Regions from separate parts of the Mus musculus genome. Here region 1 is linked to region 2. A link is a contact called in ENCODE Hi-C or POLR2A ChIA-PET data. All regions are on one chromosome and are shown on one strand. The core of a region is the stretch at or near the end of the contact, and the rest is flanking DNA. Distances in the headings are between cores, read along the strand shown.

Region 1 (3,403 bases), core at 369-2,868, 48 kb before region 2:
CTCTTCTTCCTGGCAGGATCTGTCTAAGGAGCTCTGAGTCTTGTCCTTGGCTTTGGACAGCACTGTGGCAGGGCTGTGAGCCTGCGGGCAGGTAGGACAGTGGCATTTGGGTTTGGAGCGCTTGACATGTGGTGAGGCTGATCTTGGATGGGGCCGGTGAGGTCCAAGAGGAGAAAGGAATCTGTGGCTTGGTAGCTGAGAGCAAAGAACTGGACAGACACAGGTCGGTGTCAGCCAGTTCCACCAGGTCTGGTATTCCTCCCACATAGCTCAAAGGCCCAAGACCTGGCTTGGAGGGAGTGGGCACTGGAATTTGCCCATGGTTAGGTCTTTTGTTTGTTAGCTTTGTCTATAAGCATCTCATCTGTAAGAACAGATACGGGGCCCAGGTACCTGGTGTCACATTTGTTAGCAACACTGGCTGTCTGGGCATCAGTCCTCATGTATGAGATGGAGTAATGAGAATAGCATCCTCAGAGGCTGAGCCTGAACTTGGAATTAATACCAGCCAAGTGACTGGAGCAAGCCTTTGTTGCTCCACTGACTTCAGCTGCTAAAGGCACCGGCCGATGCACCCCGCTCACATGGTCTCTTCCTTCTGATAACTCATATCTCCATTCTCCACCTGCCCACTCCCTGCAATAGTTTCTATGATCTCTTTCAAGAAGGCCACTTACATCAGATTCCCTTATCTCGTGGAGTAGCTCCACAACGTATGTGCCTAGGATTTACTCAATGAGCCCACCTTGCGCTTATGCTCCTGTGGGAAGCACTCTGCACAGGGTGCCTCAGAAGGGTGACTAAGCCAGAAACCTGCAGGCAGCCCTGTCCCTCCCTCTGCCACACTCACTTACCGTGAAAGTCCCCAGGTTGGCTTCCCTGGGCCTCTTTGTCTCTGTCCTTCTTGTTCTCGGCAACTTCCATGTGACCCTGGCCAGCTCACTCCCAACTCTGTCCCCAGAGCCATCTCCTAAGAGACCAACCTCCTTTAACAGTGCCTATGGCAAACCAGAAGCTTAATTCTAGAAGAGGGGGGGATGTATTTAGTAGGCAAATAAATGGAAAAATGTTCACCTCACTAGTAGGCAAAGACATACAAATTAGAACCCACCGGCAGGTTTTGTTTATAAAAAGATCGCCTTAAAAAAAAAAAAGAGCTATGGCAAAAATAGACAGGTTGCCAGCATACAGTGTGAGAAGCCGTCTCCTGGGAACTATCTTGGCCTTTTAGGGAGCTGCTTAGCTTTCGGTACTTGTCCTCTGATGTCCAACAGCCCCAGCCTCTGTCCATCCGTTGGAAGAAGATGCCTTTTTGTATAGAAGATGGCCATACATCAAGATGCTTGCCAAGGTCTGTTCGGCCCTGCTCTTGGTCACATTGTGGCACCAAGCCTTGTGCTGGGTCCAAGACATCAAGGTAAGTGAGATGGAAAGACAAAACCTGTCTTCAGGATGCGGAGTGAAGATTGAGGCAGGTGGAGTAAGAGCAGGGCTCTGCACAGTGAACCCAGAAGAGGAGGCGACACACAAGGAATATGGTTAATGAGCCTGGGAGGGAATGGGAGTGGGCAGGAGGCTTTCAGAGACTTCCTGGAGTTGCTGACCTGTAAGCCAGGCCTCTGAGAACTAAAAGCTATTTAGAAAGCGATGTGGGGGGAGGGCAGCTTCTAACAAGGAAATACCAGTGTACCCTGGGACCTCCTCCCATTAAGGGAAGGTTTTTAATGTTGGGTGGTGATGGGGTGGTGTTGGGGTAATTTTATTTGGAAAAAAAATACGTAGAAGTATTCAGATTGTACTCTGTACGTGGACATAGTGGCTGGGTGGGAGGGCAACACTAGAGATGAGAAACCCAGTTAGGGGCCAGGGATGTTGGGCTGTGAGGCAGAGCATTGGTGGCTGGGTCTAGAGAAATCTATGGAGGGTTAATTGGCAGGGTGTGGCCATTGATGGCAGAGGTATCTGGATCCAAGAGTATCTGGATCCGAGGGCCAAATGGGATCTTTCTGATTAGGGCAAAGCCTGGAGATCAACAGAGTCCTGGAATTCATCAGGAGCACAGGAGGCAGACAGAGGTGCAGGAGGCCAGCCCAGGCATTGAGTGCTAGGTTTGTGCGTGTTAGCTGAGGGCATAGAAGCCAATGTAGGTGGGAAGTGGTATAAAAGAGTGTCGAGGGCCATGATCCTTAGCTGGACAGTAAAGAGTAAAGACGGGTGGAAGCTGAAGAAGCCAAAGGTTTGTAGTTGATGGAGACACAGCTTCTGTTGGCAGCTGCCTGGAAGGTATTTACAGAGTGGGTCTCAAGTCTGGGACAGGCCTTGTTTGAGCTGCTTGTAGACATCTGAAAAGGGCTCCCGTGTCTAGCCAAAAGGAGTGGCTAAATGCACCTGTCATGAAGATGGGGAAAGCTGCTTTCACGGGCACCGGAAATGACAATGGTGGGAACTAAAAACAACACGCATCATTGACAGTCACTGAGCAAGAATAGAAGTACGTCCCATAAAGTGGAGCAAAAGGAACCCCTTAAGGACATGTTACAATCATTATAGGAGGGGTTTTCTGCATCTCCTCAGTGGCTGTGTGTCTGTGTTACATGTATGTGTTCATGTGTATACAGATTCATGCATGTGGAAGTGTGGAAGTGTGTATGTAGTATGAACCAGAGGTCATTCGAATGAAACCCTAAGTTCAATTCCCAGCACTGAAAAAAGGGAGGGGAGGAAGACAGGTGTTTAGAAGGATACCTGGGGTTGACCTCTGGGTAAATGCTTGATGTGCATCTGAGGGTGGAGGTCTGTGTGGCCAGTGAGAGGCGTGGCTGAGGTGTGCGAACCGCGGAGCAGAAACTGGACCAGAACTCCATGGAGAGGCAGGTCTCACTTCCAGGGGGCAGGGCTCTTCTAGTGTGGCCACGGCTGATAGGCACAGCATCCCTGAGAGCTGTATTATCATCTACTGAAGGATGCTAGGACAGCAAAGTCCCCGGGACCAAACGTGATTCGCACACTGAGACATCCACTTTACAGCAGCCACGTTACAAAAGAGACGCAGGTGAAAATTTTTACGGACTTTCATTTATGCTAACATATCCATCCAAAATGTCCTTTGAATATGCAATCAGTGTGAAAATTGATATATTTCCTTGCCTATTTTTTCCAAGTCTAAGTCCTAAGTCTGATTTCTGCTTTCGACTTAACACAGCGTGTTTCGGCAGCTCAGCTGCCACATGTTGCTGCTTGCTGTTATATACAGATTATGGGGGACCCACCAGACTGGTGGTGGTGGTTGTTGAAAAGCTCCAGAGACAGAGGCAGGGCCTGTTAAAACTGCTTTTGACTCAGTGCCCTCTGATTGTCTTCAACGATGCACAGTAAGGCTCCTCCCCATTAACTAGTGTAATGT
Region 2 (3,637 bases), core at 609-3,108:
TTTTAACCTTTTTTGGTGACAGTGGGCATCAAAGCCAGGGCTTCACATATTCTAGGTAAGTATTGTTGTATCACCAAGTTACACCCCAGCCTGATCACCTTGGTTTTAATGTAGTCATAGATTCTCAAGAAAACTTCAGAGACCGTGTGGCGTCTACTGGATTCTCAGTGGCGTGCGTGGGTGAGGATGAGGGTTGGTGGCTGGCCACAGGGACTGTTTTTAATCTAAGCAATATGGTCCCTGCTATATTTACTTCTGTTGTTGAATTGCTCACACTTTTTCCTTCGACTAGAAAGTTTGTTTCCAGGCTTCCAGAGCTCTTGGCAGATTTTCTCATTCACAGCCAGTGCTGGGAGGTTCAGTGGGCAGGGCCGGGGGCTAGTCAGAGGCCACTGATTCACCCCCATTTGCAGAATGAATGGGCCCAGCAAACAATCAGCTTTTTTTTTTTTTTCCAATCTTCTAAATTTACTCTCAAGTGTGGAGATCCCAGGCTCCTGTCCACGAGGTTAGGGGGTCCTTCCACTCTCCTGCGGGGCTCGGAGCTTGGACACAGAACAGGCCACAGTGTCACCCTCCTTTACCTCCCCAGCCTCTGGGAACTCAGAGGAGTCAGAAAGCTTGCCCATATAAGTTAGCCAAGGCCTCCTGAAGGATTAGAGTCAGCTTCCTGCCTCTCCTCTGCCTGTGGCTCTCCCAAGCTCTGGCTGGCCACATCCCTTTCACTAACTTTGGGGATCCCAAAATAGTCCATCTACCAGTCCCCACCCATTCAGGGCTAAGGCTGTGACCGGTTCCCGGAGCCGGGGCTGTGTCGGTGCAAAGGCTTAACCCTAGGGATGTGGTTTCTAAAGTCAGACTAAGCATGAACCGGAGCCTGGGGCTGGCAAACACCCCAGGACTGGGAGGGGACAGGGAGTCTGGTGTCCTAACGCACATATGGGAAGGAACGTTTGGAAGCTTTGGAGGGCTCTCTTGATCCATAACCCAGACTTCATCGTGCTGGGACCTTACCTGGTGCAATGAGCGGGTGAGTAGCCACAGCAGGAACTGCCCGGCCAGGCCCTGGCCGGCCCTCCATGTTGCAGTTACCATCTCCTGCCTTGAGTGTCTCTGGCGCATTGTCAGTCCCACTAGGCTTGGCACCCGCAGGGGAACCCTGAGCCATGGTCCTGCCCTGTGGTGGGGCAGGCAGAGGCTGGCTACTGCTGGGTGTGGGTTTCAGGGCCAAGCTGGGCAGGACAGGCTGGGTGGGGGGAGGGCCCGAGGCTGCTGCTGCTGGTGTCTGCTGGGTGCGAAGCGTCAGGTTCTGTACCTGAAAAAGAGGGGCCCCGTGAGAGTCCAGAGAATGCAGGCCGGGGCAACAGCAACACACACCTGAGAGGGAGTTAGGGCAGATCCAGGACTACAGACATGAAAATGGTTTCTAGACGGAGCGAGTGAGAGAAAGAGAGATAGAGAAGAGACACCAGAAAGAGAGACGCACGGGGTGGGTAGTTAGGGGCTGAAAGAGAAGCCCGGAGTGGGTGGAGTTTGTAAAGAACACAGGAAGTATGGTTAGTGATCAGAACTGAATTCTGGGGCTGCCCGGCTGGGGCAGACAGGGGCAGGGAAGCCAGCGCCTTTCGTTCCCCACCCCTGACACTATCGGGATTCGTTGCATCCTACTGCGGCAAAGCACGGTATGGAAAAAAACAGAACAAGACTGACAGGCAAAGCAGAGGCTCAGCTTGTCCTCACAGTCAGGTTAACGCCAGGTCGTTTCCAAGACAGCCGCATGCTTACTCAGCCTGGTCCCTGCTGCCCTCTGCTGGACAATGGGGGGCAGTGCCGGACTCATAACCTAGCTTCTCCATCCTCGAGCTTGGGTCCCCCTTCTGGAGATGGCGTAGGAAGACAGACTGAGTAAGAGGTCCGTTCTCAGGTTCCCACAGACGTCTCACACAGAATAGCTCCTCTGTGCTGTAGCAGAAGGCCGGAGGCCAGCACCCATACCGTTCCTTCTCTCCGTATGCCCCTGCCTCTGATCCCCTCCCCTCAGTGCTGGCTCACGGTGCTCTCTGCTGCCTACCTATATTCAGAGGAGCCAAGAGGTGCTGAGGCCAGCTGGATGGTAACGAGCGAGTCCATTTTCTTATTGCTTCATAGACGAGTCCTACCACTGCCAGCACCCCTGCCCCTCTATGAGCTGCCCACCCCCCTGCCCACCCACGAGCCCGGGGTCCTCACCTGGGCAGGGGTAGGGGGCCGAGCAGGGGAACCAGTGCAGAGCTCAGGCTGAACAGTAGCGACGGTGGCCGTGGGCGTGAAGATGAGCTGAGGGGACAAAGGAACAGAGGGCCTAGGCTCCTAGCTACCTGCACCAAGTTACCTAGCTGGGTCTGGAATCACAGGGAACGAGGCACCTTTTACCTGCCCAGTGTAGGCTGAGCCACAGGGGAGAGCAGTTTAGCCAGGGGATGGCTAAGCAAGCGGGACCCTTGTTCTGAGGGACTCTGTTGCCTCAGAATCTGGCACTGTCTCCTCAGTCCTGTGAGGAGGAACCTTGGGCAGCTGTCATAGGCTGATCTTCCAGGTCTAAGATAGCTCTGTTCCCCAGGGCTAGATCGGAATAAGATTATCTTTCAAAAAGGATTAAATCGGTTTGCACAGTGGTCACTTTCTAGTCAAGCTCTGATTCAGCGGGGGTGGGGAGGGGAGTCTGGAAGCAGCAACAGCAGAGGAAGGAGATGGCCTGGAGCTACGGTGACTGCGTCTCATCTGGAGGGGTGCAGGTAAAGAGGCAGCACTGGCTGGCACCTTGACCTCTGTGTGGCTCTGTCTCTGCATGCATGTGGATAAGCTGGTGTCGGGGCAGGGGGCCTCCTTCATCTCAGTGCTGGGGCCTCCTGGATCACTCCCTCTGTGTACATTCTGCTCTCAGAGGGCAGCAGATGGGCATCAGGACCCCAGTGGGGACATAGAGTAAAGTGGAGTGTGGCTGCCAGTTGGCTGGGGACATGGAAGTCCAGTCATATGCTGTCTGAGGCATTGCCTGGGAAGGGGAAGAGTACCCGCAGCGACAAGCTCGGAGTCAGGAAGAAAAACTAGGGAACAAGATCAGAGCAGCCCCCGGTGTGATGCTCTGGCCTTAACAGCAAGGCAGGGAGGGACTACGCTGTCTTCAGGATGGTGTCATCATGGGTAAAAGAGAAAACCAGCTTCTCTTCAGCCTGGGCGGCACGGGCGGCACGGGCGGGGACTTGTCGGTTGGAGCCCACCACGGTTACGTGGTTGCTTCCTAGTCTGCTGTTCCCAGACCTAAGGACCCCTTAGGGGCAGACAGTGCCAGGTCAGGTATGTTCTACATGAAATAGAACGGGGCAAGCTGAGAGGACTGTCCTGGGAGCCAGCTCGTCTCTGTGGAGCAGCTAGAATCTGTCTGCTCACCTGTGAGTTCTAGGCACCACCTGGGCATGCATCCTGCCCCGTCTCCCTAACTTAGTTCTGAGATGGGCAGGGAAGGGAGGCACTGTAGGGTGACTTTCCCTGGCTCCATCTTGGACCTGACCCTCCCTGATCCCTACGGCTGCCCACTCAGCCCTCAGGCTTCTTCCACCCCCTTCTTCCTGCTCCTGGTTCCTTGCGATCTCTGCTC

What was found. Hi-C counts contacts between places; a loop is a spot of excess contacts on that map. ChIA-PET counts read pairs that join two places held with the same protein, here RNA polymerase II (POLR2A).
Region 1: a loop to region 2 is called in a map of heart, with 2.7 times the contacts of the local background. The contact joins the promoter of A3galt2 here to the enhancer-like site in region 2. A Hi-C loop is called at or near these places in 6 of 37 maps with a recorded cell type or tissue (T-helper 17 cell, heart and left cerebral cortex). POLR2A ChIA-PET finds 5 or more read pairs at or near these places in 2 of 5 experiments (Patski and embryonic stem cell).

The regions. Positions count from the first base shown.
Region 1 is chr4:128,757,473-128,760,875 of GRCm38, reverse strand. A3galt2 (alpha 1,3-galactosyltransferase 2 (isoglobotriaosylceramide synthase)) reads right to left here and starts at 1,618. Exons shown (of 5, transcript NM_001009819.2): 1 at 855-1,618. The coding sequence starts at 967.
Region 2 is chr4:128,709,737-128,713,373 of GRCm38, reverse strand. Phc2 (polyhomeotic 2) reads right to left here. Exons shown (of 15, transcript NM_001195130.1): 6 at 2,230-2,316; 7 at 1,015-1,315. Among named protein-coding and RNA genes, the nearest start is that of Gm33712, 16 kb to the left of the region's middle. Within about 2 kb of position 1,858, at least 1 of the 3 ENCODE cell types and tissues checked has a DNase peak (open chromatin) inside an H3K27ac peak, as active enhancers do; it is heart, where a contact is called at or near this core.